Linked DNA regions of Homo sapiens: regions 2, 3 and 4 are each linked to region 1. A link is a contact called in ENCODE Hi-C or POLR2A ChIA-PET data. All regions are on one chromosome and are shown on one strand. Each heading gives the region's core, a stretch centred on a gene start or an enhancer-like site at or near the end of the contact. The rest is flanking DNA. Distances are from core to core; before and after follow the strand shown. Region 1 overlaps NFIB (nuclear factor I B). Region 2 has its middle 140 kb from the start of LINC01235. Region 3 overlaps LOC105375977 (a long non-coding RNA gene). Region 4 overlaps LOC105375977 (a long non-coding RNA gene).

Region 1 (3,256 bases), core at 730-3,229:
TTGTGCTTTGTCTCATGTGGACAAATTACCTTGTTGCATATGTGAGTTATGTGGACATAAACATATACAGCAGTTACTCCCTGACTGGCTGGCTTTCTTAAAGTGATAGTCAGAATATAGCCTGTACTGTCAGATATGAAAGATCAATATAATTGAATGAAAAAGAAAGCTGAAGGACAATCCAAGAATAATACAAACATAAGCTATTTTAAAACATTAGAGGGAGTGCTTTATGCAAAAGAGAAACTGAATTTATTGTTTCATTCTCTCTTCTCTCCCTTCACCCCTTTCAAGAAAACGCAAAGCCACAAGTGAGTGGTTGTATGTGTCTGATGGCTTATGTAAACATAGAAGAAGTCTTCAGATGGCTAAAATAAACATGCGCGTGTTACCAAAGGATATGTTTACACAAACCATTTGCTCAGCCTCTGAAATAATGAATAAATGAAGATTTTACTAAAATAATTGGGAGGATTTTTGTGTTTCTGCGGATGCCATAATTGAATGGCACCAAAGAGACTTTTATCAGCTATTTTCCGTGTTACATGTGTTAGCAGTTCCTTTCTGTGGGTTGAATACTTCATTCTGTAGTTACTTTACACATGTTTTTCTAAGAAATTGTCGTTTATTACTGCAATTCTAGAGAGTTGCTTGATTTCTCAAGAGAAATTTAGCAGCCAGTAAAGGTTATTTGGATCTGGTTGGTCAGGAGAGGGAGGGCAAAAAAAAAAAAAAAAAAGAAAAAAGAAAGAAAGAAAAAAAAAGTGTGGGGGGGTAATAGCTCTCATTTTATCCATGTAACTTAATTTGCATAACACTCACCTCAGCCATTTTCCTTGCTTTGTTCATAACATTTTCTTTGTAAAATGTATGCTCTCAAAAGAATGAATATTTAAACAAAAAATAACTTTCAATAATGGGTTGCAAACCATATGTTTGTATTACATATATGTGTTTGTGTGTGTATGCATCTATATGTGTGTGTGTATGTAGTGTGTGTGTATATCTCCACATATATGTGGCATACGTATGATAAGGGCAGTATGTCCTTAGGTAATATAAAGAGTTAACTTTTATTTCAACATTACACTTAGAACATCCCCGCGAATTCACTAGGTTAGCATTTCCTGCTCTCAGTTTGTTATCTTGACACATAACTACAGTACAACAGCTGGGTTGTTCCTGGAGTTCCTGGGGGGAGCTTTATTCTCCGAGTGCTGAATTTCCTTTTCAGCTGTCAGCTCTAAAGTGTGTTCAAATCCTCAACTTTTTATACACCATTCTGGGCCCCTAGCACCACTCTGGGACTATGATAGAAATGCTGATATGGTAGATGAATGGAAGAATCTTTGGTTCAAGGTGGAGAATTGCAAAAACCAAAATTTCACATGATCATTGTTTGGTAAAGGGGCTGCTAACTACTTTTGTCTTTGTATATGAATATTCTTTTTAAAGGAATTACTCTATTCTCATCAAAATTATTTGCACCTGTTATGAAATCAAAAATAAAAACATTACCATTCTTAAAAATGATCTTGATATGGTTTTCACGGACGCACAACATCTGTGGTCTGGCTTTTGAATAATATGTTGGGATTTGTCGTAGTTTTGCCTAACTTTCTCCATTTATAAAGAAAGATTTGTACAACACGACATTTCCTTTTTATCTAGGCAAACTCTTCAGAACACTTCCTAAGAAATTAATTGTATTCCAGCCAGACTTGCATGCTGCCATCCCACAGGAAATGGGTCAGCAATCCATTAAGATGCCATTAGATAATCTAATTTGGAACTTAATCTCTAAATTAACCATGCTCCATACTTGAAGCGTACTTGAGAGAAAGAAAAAAAGTTTACGTTTGAATCGATAGGGGAGCCGAAGCGTGAAGAAGGCTGTTTGTTTTTTCTGTAGCTGTGGTCACGTCTCAAGCCGTCTGGTAACCAGGAGAAACCAGACATGATGTAATTCCAGATTGAACTTGAACTTCAGGGACTTAGGTTGGGGGAACAATGGACCATAGGAATCAATAATGTCCATTTTCCACATGATTATGTTTGGAGCTTTAAGTTAACCTTTATGGGAGAAGCAGCAGGATCTGCAGTGTGACCAAAATGAGATGATCCTGAGACAAGATGTTAGAGGAAAGAAAACAACTTTTTTCCGTGATATTTTCTGAGCAGGACTGCAGATTCCAGCAGGATTAGAAAAGTTCCCGCTCTGCAGTAAACCGGTGGCCTGTTCAGAGCACTCTTTGTTCGCTTAGGTAGGACAAACTTAATCTTACGTTTCCTGTCGATGATTTTTGGCAGCGCTACTGGAGAGGGAGGAGCGTGATTCTGAAAATTCCCAAATGTAAACCTTGCTGATTAACCCTTTGTAGTGAAAGGAAGTATATTAAACCCCTACTTTATTTGAATATGTTTTATGTAAAGTGCCATATTTACAGATGTAGTTCGTCCGTAAGAAATCAGTTCCCTCGACAGCCAGTGCACCATTTATTAGCTTACCTTTTTGGTTCTCATTTTTGCTAGTGCTGTTAGTAGGGATATGATGATTTTTTTAGTCATATTTACTTAAATAACAAAGACTATGAATGAATAAATATCATAATAAACATAATAAATGATAAAAGAAATGGCAAAATCTTAAGGTCAAGTAATTGAAGAACACGAATTTTGAATATTCTGAAATTGCAGAAAGTTACAATTATTCTCTCTTGCTCACTTTGTTTCACACACAGGAAGATCTTTTGCCCATGTAAGATCTTTTGCCCTTGTGAACAGAGTAGCAAGCATGATATTAAAATGTGTTCAGTTCTTTAATCATTTGTAATTTTATGCTTCAGCATTCTGATACAAGTAAGTTTCACCTTTAAGAGGTAAAATTGTGCAAATAATGCTGATTTTTGCTTTTAACTGAAAATCATTTATAAAAGAATCTCTTTTTGCTTTGTATAAAACTTATATTTCTATTTGATTTAGTATGCCTTGGGTGATTTTCTCTAGTGAAAGGCACTATTTTGAAGCACCATTTTTGTAGAGAATTTTATCTGCTGTTAAAGCATCACATATGCAAATAAGAGGAGCAGTACCACTTTTAACAATAGCATTGAAAAGAAGCCCAGGGTAGAGAGGAATACAGACAGAAAGAGGCTGGAAATCAACATGTGGGCTTCTCCACTGTGCTGTGGTCTGTGGGAGGAGATAAAATAATTGCTCTGAGCCTGATAATTGTATAATTTTTAATTGGCTAAAA
Region 2 (3,372 bases), core at 11-2,510, 530 kb after region 1:
CCAAGTCAGTATTTATCTATTGGAGCTTAGCTTAAACTGAAAAGTGGATGTCTTTATTCAATAAATTTGGGGCAACTGGCTCTCAATAAGCAACAAAAACAAAAAGGCTATTTCAAGTCAAAGAGACCTCAAGAAACTATCCCACCATCTGCTGGGGAGAGAGAAATGAGCCTGTGGGCCAATAGCTCTTTATTGAACAGAAGAAATAGTATTGTCATCTAAATTTTCTGCAACACTCTTTGGATCAAAATATTATAATCACAGCAAATAGATGCAGCAAATAGATGTGGCCACACTTAATGGATACTCAAAGGGCCAAACCACTGCTCACTTTGGATCATTTACTGTCATTTGGAAGTAAAACTGGGGGGCCGAGGGGGCTGGGGCTGGAGGGAGAAAGGGAGACCTTACGTTAAGCTGGCATGCACCAGTGGATAAATGGCTGGCATTTGCAGAGCTGCATTGCAGGGGAGCTTTTAGCGGTTTGCCACTGCCAGCTGATGTCTCTGTGAACATCAGTGCCAAGAAGCCAAAAATGAAAGCAGGTGCAGGGGCAGAGGAACTGAATGTTGAGGGCGAAGGGGAGGGGGATTCAGCAACAGAACTTCTGTTGTTAAAAATTGGTTGCCTTCATTAAAACCTAAACAATGCCTCACTTTAAACTCTGCATAACATTTTTAGCCCTGCTAGAGTCCTGCACACACACTTAAGACAAGCCTCTTACATTTATGCACTAGACTAAGAGACTCTTTTTTGTTTGTCTCTCTCCAAAGCTGTGGATTGTCTGCTAGACGGCTGAACTCCGATTAGAGCAGCTTTCCTTCCGAAGCCAGGAGCATCTGCTTCTGAAAGTGCCCCTTTGCTCCCGTCTCTCCCAGAGTGCCCCCTCTTCAGAAAGTCCCACTTCGACACAACCAGGGCCTGGGAACAGGGAATATTCCTGAACTCGGCGTGTCTTCGCCAAGCAGTGTCGCCAGTTCAGCTCTCTGAAATGCTGCTTTCCGATGAGAAAACAGACGGGACTCAGTGTCGCCGGCGATTTACATTTCCCTCAAAAGCTCTATGTTCCTGCAACATTGTTCCCCGAGCCCACCGTAAGTGACAGCAGGAAAAAAAAACAATGGGAGTAAGCGAAGAATAAAGGTAAAGGTTCAAGACCAACAGAGAGAAGGAACTAAGGCTTGCCACGGGGCACATTAAAAATGAAGAATAAAACAGAAAGACATCTGCCCCCTCTGCTGCCCAGCACGGCTGAGCCATTTCCAGCAGTGACTTCATCAGTGACCAGCCCAAACTGGAGAATGTGAAAGTCATCTTTCATAGAGATAGGACAAAAATACTGATCACACACAGCCTTCTCACAACTGTGATGGAGGAAGAACAAACCCCAATGAGAGGAAACTGCAGGCAATCCATGTGCTTGGTTGAAAATACAGTTTGCTTTGTGTTTTCTAATGGACATTACTGCAATGAGGGAAATAGCATGTTTGTTTTTACAGGCTTTTAGAAAATACAGAAATGACAAAGTTCATCTACAAGCCAGATGCTCGGCACAAACCAGAAAGAGCTCAATCTACTAAAACTAGGATGCCACAACTTTGGGGTCAAAAATTGTAATTATAATTTAGCATGGATATGTATGGTGACTGTTGGGAATGGTAGTGAGAATTAGGTTTTTTTTTTCCTATGGCCTTACACTTGGGAATAGTTTATAGTGAATCTTCATATCTTCTACCACAAAGTATTACTGTTTTGTCCGTAGTAAGTTTGGTTATAATGAACTTTTAAAACCCAGAAGAAAGTTTAAAAACTCAAACCAGAAACACAAACAGGATCAGATGCCAAAAGCGTGAGTGGACAGAAATGAACTTAGTTCATAAAGCAAGTAAAGTCTAACTTTTAGTCTGAATGAAATATTGAGTTTGGACAACGGGATACTGCAAAACTGAGAAATCTGAGAGAAGTGGAATGCTCTAATAGGAAAAAACAAAAAACTGGCCAAGACTAGGAGAAGGCATTCCAAAAAAAGAAGCAGAGATGGCTAATAATATAAAACAACGCTCAATCTCAGGATTAAAAAAACAAAAATGTAGAAGTGAAAGAATGCTCACCTACAAAATGCATATCTGAAAAACATTCTCAATATTGTTAAGGATTTGAGGGAAATGAACTCAAATCTTAAAAGGAAATTGAAAAAACGTGCACAAAAATCCTTAAACATTATGACTGATAGAAAGTTATCTTGGCCAAATACTAAAACAAGTAATATATTTACATACAAAAGAGTTCACTGTGTGGTTTTAAATATCACACAGTGATATTTAAATATTAAAAATAGAAATATAATTATTAAAATATAAGAAAATGGCTAAGAAAATTATGGTATATACATAAATCATGTTTTAGAAAAATATTCACTGACATGGGAAAGGGCTTGTAACATGCTTGCTTAATGAAAAAAATAGGTTGTAAAACAGTATAGTTAATACAGGGTGATCTTAATTATGTGTGAAGCATCTACGTGAAAATGTTAACAGCAGTTGTTATAAGCCCTAGGATTACAGGTGATTTTTTCTTAATTTTCCCCCTTTATTCCTTCTTTATTTTTTCAAAATTTTCAAAATGAAAATTTATGTATTTTGAAATTTTATTGTAGAGTATTATATTAAAAAGTACACACATGGGGCAGGGCGCGGTGGCTCACGCCTGTAATCCCAGCACTTTGGGAGGCCGAGGAGGGCGGATCACGAGATCAGAAGATTGAGACCACCCTGGCTAACACAGTGAAACCCTGTCTCTACTAAAAATACAAAAAATTAGCCGGGCATGGTGACGGGCGCCTGTATTCCCAGCTACTCGGGAGTCTGAGGCAGGAGAATGGTGTGAACCCGGGAGGCGAAGGTTGCAGTGAGCTGAGATCTCACCACCGCACTCCAGCCTGGTGACAGAGCGAGACTCTGTCTCAGAAAAAAGAGGATAGAGAGAGAGAGCCTTCTCCCTCTATCACAGTTGTGAGAAGGCTGTGTATGATCGGTATTTTTGTCCTATCTCTATGAACATATGAAAATATATCTCCACAAACTTAAGAAACGTCCCTGTAACCAGCATCCACATCGAGAAACAGAACACCACTAGTTCCCGGAACATCAATCCTGCCCCTTCCAGTTCTCTTATCTCTCCTACAAGATAAACTCTCTCCTGACTTGTAACACCACAGATGAGATTTGCCTTTTGTGTATTTTAAATGAAGGAATCATACAGCATATAATCTTTTGTGCTTGACTTTTTAGATTCAATATTGAAAATATATTAGTTAAGCTAGGGACTGGAATGTAGTTAAGACATTCACACAAGGCAGTTTGTTGTCTGGGG
Region 3 (3,234 bases), core at 318-2,817, 650 kb after region 1:
ACTGGGATTTTTATGAACACATTACTTGTGCCATGTTATATAAAAATTTTTAAAACTCCTTTTGATTGCTATTCCTAAACTGATGATGTGTGTTGGGCTCCGCTTTTTCTGCTGTCCAATTGCAACAGAGGAGATAAAATACATCTGGTCTTTAATTTCTCCATTCATGTCTTCTTCCCCTAAAATCTGGAGAACACGCTGAAAATCTCTCACTAGAATAAACTCTCATAGCATTGGCTATTTTAGATTCTCATTCAGATAGTCCTTACCCTTTTATTTAGTCCAACTTCTATAACAACGAAGGAGCTGGCGCAGGAATCTTGAAACAGTGTCCTCTCCGCTCCGCTTCAGCCTGTACCACTCTGCATTATTTTCCAGAATGCATGACCCCTCCTAGAGAACAGAGGAGGAAAGAGCCATTCTTTCCCTTTCCCACACGTTAGGAAGCATATGGACAATACTTTATGGAAACTCCCTTCCCCACCCTCGGGAGAACTGAGTTTATGAAAGGATCACTTTCTGGAATAGAGCTTATGAACACATTTGTCTCTCTGACCCTAATTATTTTACATGGATTATTTTTAAAATCAAGTTGCCCTTTTTTCAAAACTTGAAGAGAAGTAGAGGCCTTGAGGCCATCAAAATGACATCCTGGCCCTAATATGTGCAGTAGCCAAATGATCTGGAAAACTGAGCTCTATACAGAGGCCCTCTGAATAGAATTGAAGGGAAAATGATCTAATTTAGAGTGCACATTAAACACAGGTTTTAAATGGTTTCTTTTCATTTAACCAAATACTCACTTTTCCAAAATGTCAACAGGCATTAAAATATGAAGGATGACTAAATGTGGAAGCAGAGGAAAAGAAACAAAACAAACAAAATAAAAGTAATACTTGACTCTAACAATCACAAGAAATTAGATTATCAGAATTGTTAGGCCGAACTATATAAATTATATTTTTGTAAGTCAAAAATGCCAAACTGTAAATGTCACATAGTTCATTCTAATATTAAGTGAAGAGAAAAAGAATTCAATTATGTTTAGAAACAAAAATGAAAGACACAGAAGAGAAGAGCCAACAATGCTAAACATCATTCAGATAGTGATAGTTAGCATTTTAGGCTTTCTTAACCAAAATTGTGAATGTGGTTCACCTTAGCTCCCTCATGAACTGCCTAGTGCTAATTTCTAATCATGAGCACTTGCCTGTACTTTCACTCCAATGCACTGCTTCTCACCCAGTTTCTGATGGGTAGTTTAAAAATGTCTATGTTTAGAACTACCTGTCTTTTATGTAACAGAATTTCAAGATGGGATCTATGATCTTCTTTGGGGATTAAAAATAATTGCAATTTTATCTTTTTTTTTTATTTTTAGATTTTAAGAAGGTTAGGAATATCCACAGCCTGATTAGACTCGGAATCCTTCAAGACCCATTTCATTTTTTACTTCCCCATATTCTAAACAGGCTTCCCACTAAGCAGCCTTCACATCCTCCCTGCGGGTCTTACTCACAGAGCAAGCCATAATAACAAGCTTCCATGCCCTGGCTGGCTTTTTGGCTCAATGGGACAGTTCTATTGCCAAATCCTGCTTCTAGAGCTGCATGGATTTATCCTTACATGCACCTTAGTGACATGCTCTATTTTGTCTCATCTGAGATCAGGTCCATTTTCTACGTCCTCTGGTTGCTCTTCGGGTGACAAGATGTCTACATCTGGAAGGAAAGAAACCCCTAATATATTTTTGCCTTTTGCCCTGAAAAATACCATGTCATTGTGCATGTGGAAAGAAGCATGTTTAGTAATAAAAGAAGGACATGATGGGGTCAGCTAGGGCTTTTAGAGACAGTCCAGATGAAATTTAAAGAGAGAACTGCCACGACGGTTTTTGAGAAAACTGGATGATGTTAGTTTCGAAACCTATAGCCCATAATCTGGACTCAGCTAAAACATACCAAAAAGCTTAGCTCAGACCTGCAAGGTTCACTTACTCTAAACATCAAACAAGGAAATGTACAAGATTTGCTTTCTTTCTCTTTAATAAAGTACATTTTATGAAGTAGAAACTGGGGAACACAAATCGTTTTATGGAAGCAAGAACTAGTACTTAAAAAATGAGAAATATGTGTGGGGATAGTGTTTATTTTTGTATGCATAAATATACATACATGCAATGATTATTAATATTTACATACACATACACGTATGGTAATAATTGTCTCTCTCAGAAAGTGGTTTCAATCTAGAAACAATTGGCAGACAAAGAAAGGAAAACTGAGAACCGTCCGGTCTACAAAACTATCCCAGAGGACAACCTTCCCAACAATAGGGAGACTGATAGCATAATAATCGCCATAAAAAAAACATGGGGGAGGGGAATTAGAAGATTCTTTAGCATGTTTATGGATTCATATGAAATATTTTAGAACCCTAATTCTTTGCAACTCGACGTTTATTTATGTGTGCAAAAATGGATTGACAGTTTCAAGTGAAGGGTAGTTGGGTGTCAGAGTCTTGGCAACTAGTGACAACTGCAACTCCTGGGTGTGTGTGTGCTAGATGGGGAGAGAAAAAGACAGACAGAAAGCCCTCCCTCCTAAAAAGATATTCCCACCACAAACATGCCACTGTCCACTACAGAGTATGTTTTGTTATGTCTGTGAAAGATTCGGGTTGATTTCCATCTTCGTACAACACACGCCATGGAATATTTACATGTTTGGGTACATCAACAAAGAAAAAAAACAAAACAAAACGAAACAAAAAGACGCACACACAACACACACACAAAGTGGGATTGTGCTCCTTTGTTTTGCATTTTCTGTAACCCAGATTGCGGTAATTATCTCCCTGGCTTTAGAAGCCTTTTCTTTCATTCTAAAGGCAGTTTTTGGAATCACGTTACACTTAACTCAGTTTAACAAATAAGAGTAGTCTGGCAAAATGGCACCATGTGCTTTCCACAAATATTTGTGGTATAGGCAAGCTCTCAATGTTTTTATTATGCCCAAGGTTCTTTGGTTTTAAAGCAAGTGGAATAATGTAAAGAAGGAAGAGAAGCACGAATTTGGGAACTGGGTGTGTGTTGGATGCACTTTGCAAAGCTTTCTGTGCCAGAGAGCGAACGAAGGAAAAGATACATTTTAAAAATAACTGGGGAAATAAAAAGAGCAAAAAAGGTTTGGAGGCATTTAGCAGAGCACAGTTTACCCTGGCGTGAGCTACAGG
Region 4 (3,334 bases), core at 134-2,633, 610 kb after region 1:
TATTTATTTCATATTCCACCACCTTCTTAAAGCATTCCCAGATACTTTTTTTTTTTTTTTTTTTTTTTTTTGAGACAGATTCTCACTCTGTTGCCCAGGCACGATCTCAGCTCACTGAAACCTCTGCCTCCCGGGTTCAAGAGATTCTCGTGCCTCAGCCTCCTGAGTAGCTGGGATTACAGGCATGGGCCACTACCAAGCTAATTTTTGTATTTTTAATAGAGTTTGGGTTTCACTATGTTGGCCAGGCTGGTTTTGAACTCCTAACCTCAGATGATCCGCCCACCTTGGCTTCCCAAAGTGCTGGGATTACAGGTGTGAGCCACCGCACCTAGCCATCCAGATACTTAAATTTGGAGTTCTCATTATTAAAATAACTAACAAAATACAAATAATGTTATAGTTACAAAAGAGAATTATGCTTTTCAATCTCTGTAAAGTGGGAATCTAAGTTCTTTCATTTCCAGATGAAGAAACTTAGTCTCAAAGAAGTTAGGTTACTCGGTGAAACCCATGACCGCTGAGTCCAGATCCATGCTTATTTTCAGTTTGCTATCTAAAACATATCTAGTACTGACTCTAGACCACTCTGTAGACATCTCTCTCTCCCCTTGTTCTTTCTCTCCAAACTTTGTTTTTGTTTTATGATACTTGTCACAGGCTGTTTGGTATCATAGCTATGTTTGTGCTCATCTGCTATTCTGTAGGCTTTGAGAACAGAAACTGTGTCTTTCATTTCAGTATTCCATTTAGGACCCAGGAAAAAGAATTCACATGTATTGACTGCTTATTGTATACTGAGCACTTTTCTCATTTATATTATTTGTAACTCACAATTACTTCGTGAAGGTGGCATTGTTCATTTCATTTAATAGATGAGGCCATTGGAATTTAGGAAAATTTCATAAATGTCTTTGGATACACAGCAAGTATGTACGATAGTCAAGCCCATATTCTTCCTATATGCCTTGCTGCATACACACTCAATAAATTTTTGTTGATGTGAAACAAATATTACCTTAGTGTAACTATTGTGAAATATGTTTCCCTTGGGAGATGGTAAGACAACTGTGGAATTTGCCTTTAGGTAGAGCTCCAGGAATACATTCTGAATGCCAAAAACCATGGGAAGAGGAAGAAGGAAGAGTTTTGTGAGTTCACCTTACATTCTGAGGCCATAAAAATACCCTCCCCTGTCAGAAAACTGATACTTAAAGCCAAAGTTTGCTTAAAAGGCATGATTTTAGCCTTTGGTAAATAGAAAGTACCTTACACTCAGCCAGCCAGGAGAGATGATTTAAGTTTTATTTCTGGACAATACTTGAGTAACACTTTGGAATGTGATTCCCCGCCAAGTGGACGCTGTTGGTTTCACACAGCTGTAGTTAGAGATGGCAAGCGCTATTTACTGGGAAAATGATAATGCAATTGGATGTTGTACTGAACCCAAGGGTGAGATAATTTCTGTTGTGCTGTATCACAGGCCTGCAGTTAAGTCTGTTTGGTCAGCGTGTTGGTAGAGCCTATGTGGTTGATGCTATTTCACAGGACTTAGTTATAGAAGAGGAAGGTTTACCTTCATTTTAAATTAATGCAAATGGTGCAGATTCAGCCCCAGTCAACTGGTATTTTCCAGATTCATAGTTTACTTTTCAAGTGTATAGAATGTGTTCTTCCCCTTGGATTTCTTTAACTGAAATGTTTACACTTGACTCAGTAATCCCACTCTTGGGAATGCACACTAGGGAAATGATTTAAAATAAGAAAAGAAGCGATGGGCATATCTTTGCAACATTATTTATAATCATGAAACATTGGAAAAAACCAAAATATCCAGCAATCAATGAATGCCTAACAAATTATTGCACACCCTCTTAAGGGAATCATTATGCTGCAATCAAATTATAATTATAAAGATCATTCAATAAACAAATACAGAAAACCAAGTAGCAATATGGGAAATGTCCATAATGCATGAGGAAGTGAAGAAGTAGAAGGCAAGCCTAGCTAAGGTTCGCCATTTTATGGTTTAGGATGCAACTTACGTACCCTTGTCAGGTCCCTGTAGCCAGGTATGTCATAAAGTTTAGGCTAATCCACCAAGTCCTCAACTGCCTCCCAAATATTGCCAGAGATTTGGCAATATGCTCTCTGGGGGCTAAGAGATGGGAGGAATCTAGTCTACTTGAGTCATTTCTCCATGTGCTGCCTGTTGCTGGAAGTTGCTAGCTGCAGAATATAATATGGTCTTTTCCGGCTATGCCCAAAGAAAAGTGGCTGAGGGAAAGTCAGCTCCAGTAACTTGTAAAGGGACCAAAGTGATGTTTGCTCACCAGTGACACCTGGCAATGGGAACTGTCTAGCAAAACAGAGAGAGCCCTTGGTTTCCAAATTCTTTTCATTACCTTACCAGCTATCCCACAGCATATGAAGATGCTCCAGAGTAGTGGAACAGTGAACATTTCCAGTTTTGGTTGCTTTATGAGTCAACATTGGTGGAGAAAGGGGCCAAAGTGGAATTGTGGCTCTCTTGGGGGAAAGCTCATTGGAAATCATGTAGCCAAATTTTCTCCAGGAGAAAAAGGAGGCTGTGGGAACTAGTGCTGCTTCTGGAGCAGAGCTGATTGGAAATTGCCAAACACCGAAGGGACTCTGATGGGATATCTTGGTGGCAGGAAGGTAAATATTGTTCTCAGAATATAGCTATACTCCCCCTGTTCTGGTCTTTACCATGAAGGCCAGATTGGAGCCCTTTTTGTAGTAGCAAGTTCTTCACTCGAAGACTATTCCCTGATGTCATGCTCACTTCAGAGAACCCATTCATTAGTAGCCTGAGACCCCAAATATACTAGTTCCTTGTACATCTAACTCTTTGTTTAACCATATTCACAATCCCATTGTAGGCCACAAGACAAGATCAGGACTAGTTCTTTCCTGATATATAACCACCGTTCCCCCTTTTCTCCTCACCTTTACTCAGGCCAGGCATAGTCATTTGGTTTCTACTCTGTTATACTTCTTTCTGTCCTTACCCATGTAGAAATAAGATTGTAGGCATTTACACTCATTAGGCCTTGGTTGTAGCTAACCTAACCCACAACCTCCATTCAAATCTCAGAAAAAAGGAGTTAGTTTATCTGTTTCTCCTGTCTCCTCAAATCTCTGAATATCACATGCAGGTTTGTCCAACCATTCCCCAGAATCGTCATCCAAGAGAAAGGGCTTGTTTTGATTAAACAAAAAGATCCTCTTACTCCTTTTGTTCAATGAAAAGAGGAACCTGGAAGGTTTGCTACAAGATATCCCTGAGGAGGAGGAGGAAAAGTACATGGAA

What was found. Hi-C counts contacts between places; a loop is a spot of excess contacts on that map. ChIA-PET counts read pairs that join two places held with the same protein, here RNA polymerase II (POLR2A). Pooled maps may share reads with other maps.
Region 2: a map of ascending aorta shows a loop between it and region 1 (3-fold over the local background). The contact joins two enhancer-like sites. A Hi-C loop is called at or near these places in 2 of 168 maps with a recorded cell type or tissue (ascending aorta and endothelial cell of umbilical vein) and 8 of 50 pooled maps.
Region 3: a loop to region 1 is called in a map of heart right ventricle, with 2.6 times the contacts of the local background. The contact joins two enhancer-like sites. A Hi-C loop is called at or near these places in 15 of 168 maps with a recorded cell type or tissue (MCF 10A, Right ventricle myocardium inferior, ascending aorta and 7 more) and 19 of 50 pooled maps. POLR2A ChIA-PET finds 5 or more read pairs at or near these places in 1 of 52 experiments (MCF 10A).
Region 4: a map of MCF 10A shows a loop between it and region 1 (14-fold over the local background). The contact joins two enhancer-like sites. A Hi-C loop is called at or near these places in 1 of 168 maps with a recorded cell type or tissue (MCF 10A) and 3 of 50 pooled maps. POLR2A ChIA-PET finds 5 or more read pairs at or near these places in 2 of 52 experiments (MCF 10A and OCI-LY7).

What each region holds. Positions count from the first base shown.
Region 1 is chr9:14,095,359-14,098,614 of GRCh38, reverse strand. All of the region lies in intron 10 of NFIB (nuclear factor I B), which reads left to right. Among named protein-coding and RNA genes, the nearest start is that of LINC00583, 170 kb to the right of the region's middle. Within about 2 kb of position 1,979, at least 13 of the 41 ENCODE cell types and tissues checked have a DNase peak (open chromatin) inside an H3K27ac peak, as active enhancers do; they include ascending aorta, endothelial cell of umbilical vein and heart right ventricle, where a contact is called at or near this core.
Region 2 is chr9:13,566,544-13,569,915 of GRCh38, reverse strand. No RefSeq gene overlaps it. Among named protein-coding and RNA genes, the nearest start is that of LINC01235, 140 kb to the right of the region's middle. Within about 2 kb of position 1,260, at least 9 of the 41 ENCODE cell types and tissues checked have a DNase peak (open chromatin) inside an H3K27ac peak, as active enhancers do; they include ascending aorta and endothelial cell of umbilical vein, where a contact is called at or near this core.
Region 3 is chr9:13,443,629-13,446,862 of GRCh38, reverse strand. It overlaps LOC105375977 (a long non-coding RNA gene), which reads right to left. Exons shown (of 4, transcript XR_929484.3): 3 at 270-393. Among named protein-coding and RNA genes, the nearest start is that of LINC01235, 14 kb to the right of the region's middle. Within about 2 kb of position 1,567, at least 2 of the 41 ENCODE cell types and tissues checked have a DNase peak (open chromatin) inside an H3K27ac peak, as active enhancers do; they include heart right ventricle, where a contact is called at or near this core.
Region 4 is chr9:13,483,225-13,486,558 of GRCh38, reverse strand. All of the region lies in intron 3 of LOC105375977 (a long non-coding RNA gene), which reads right to left. Among named protein-coding and RNA genes, the nearest start is that of LINC01235, 54 kb to the right of the region's middle. Within about 2 kb of position 1,383, at least 8 of the 41 ENCODE cell types and tissues checked have a DNase peak (open chromatin) inside an H3K27ac peak, as active enhancers do.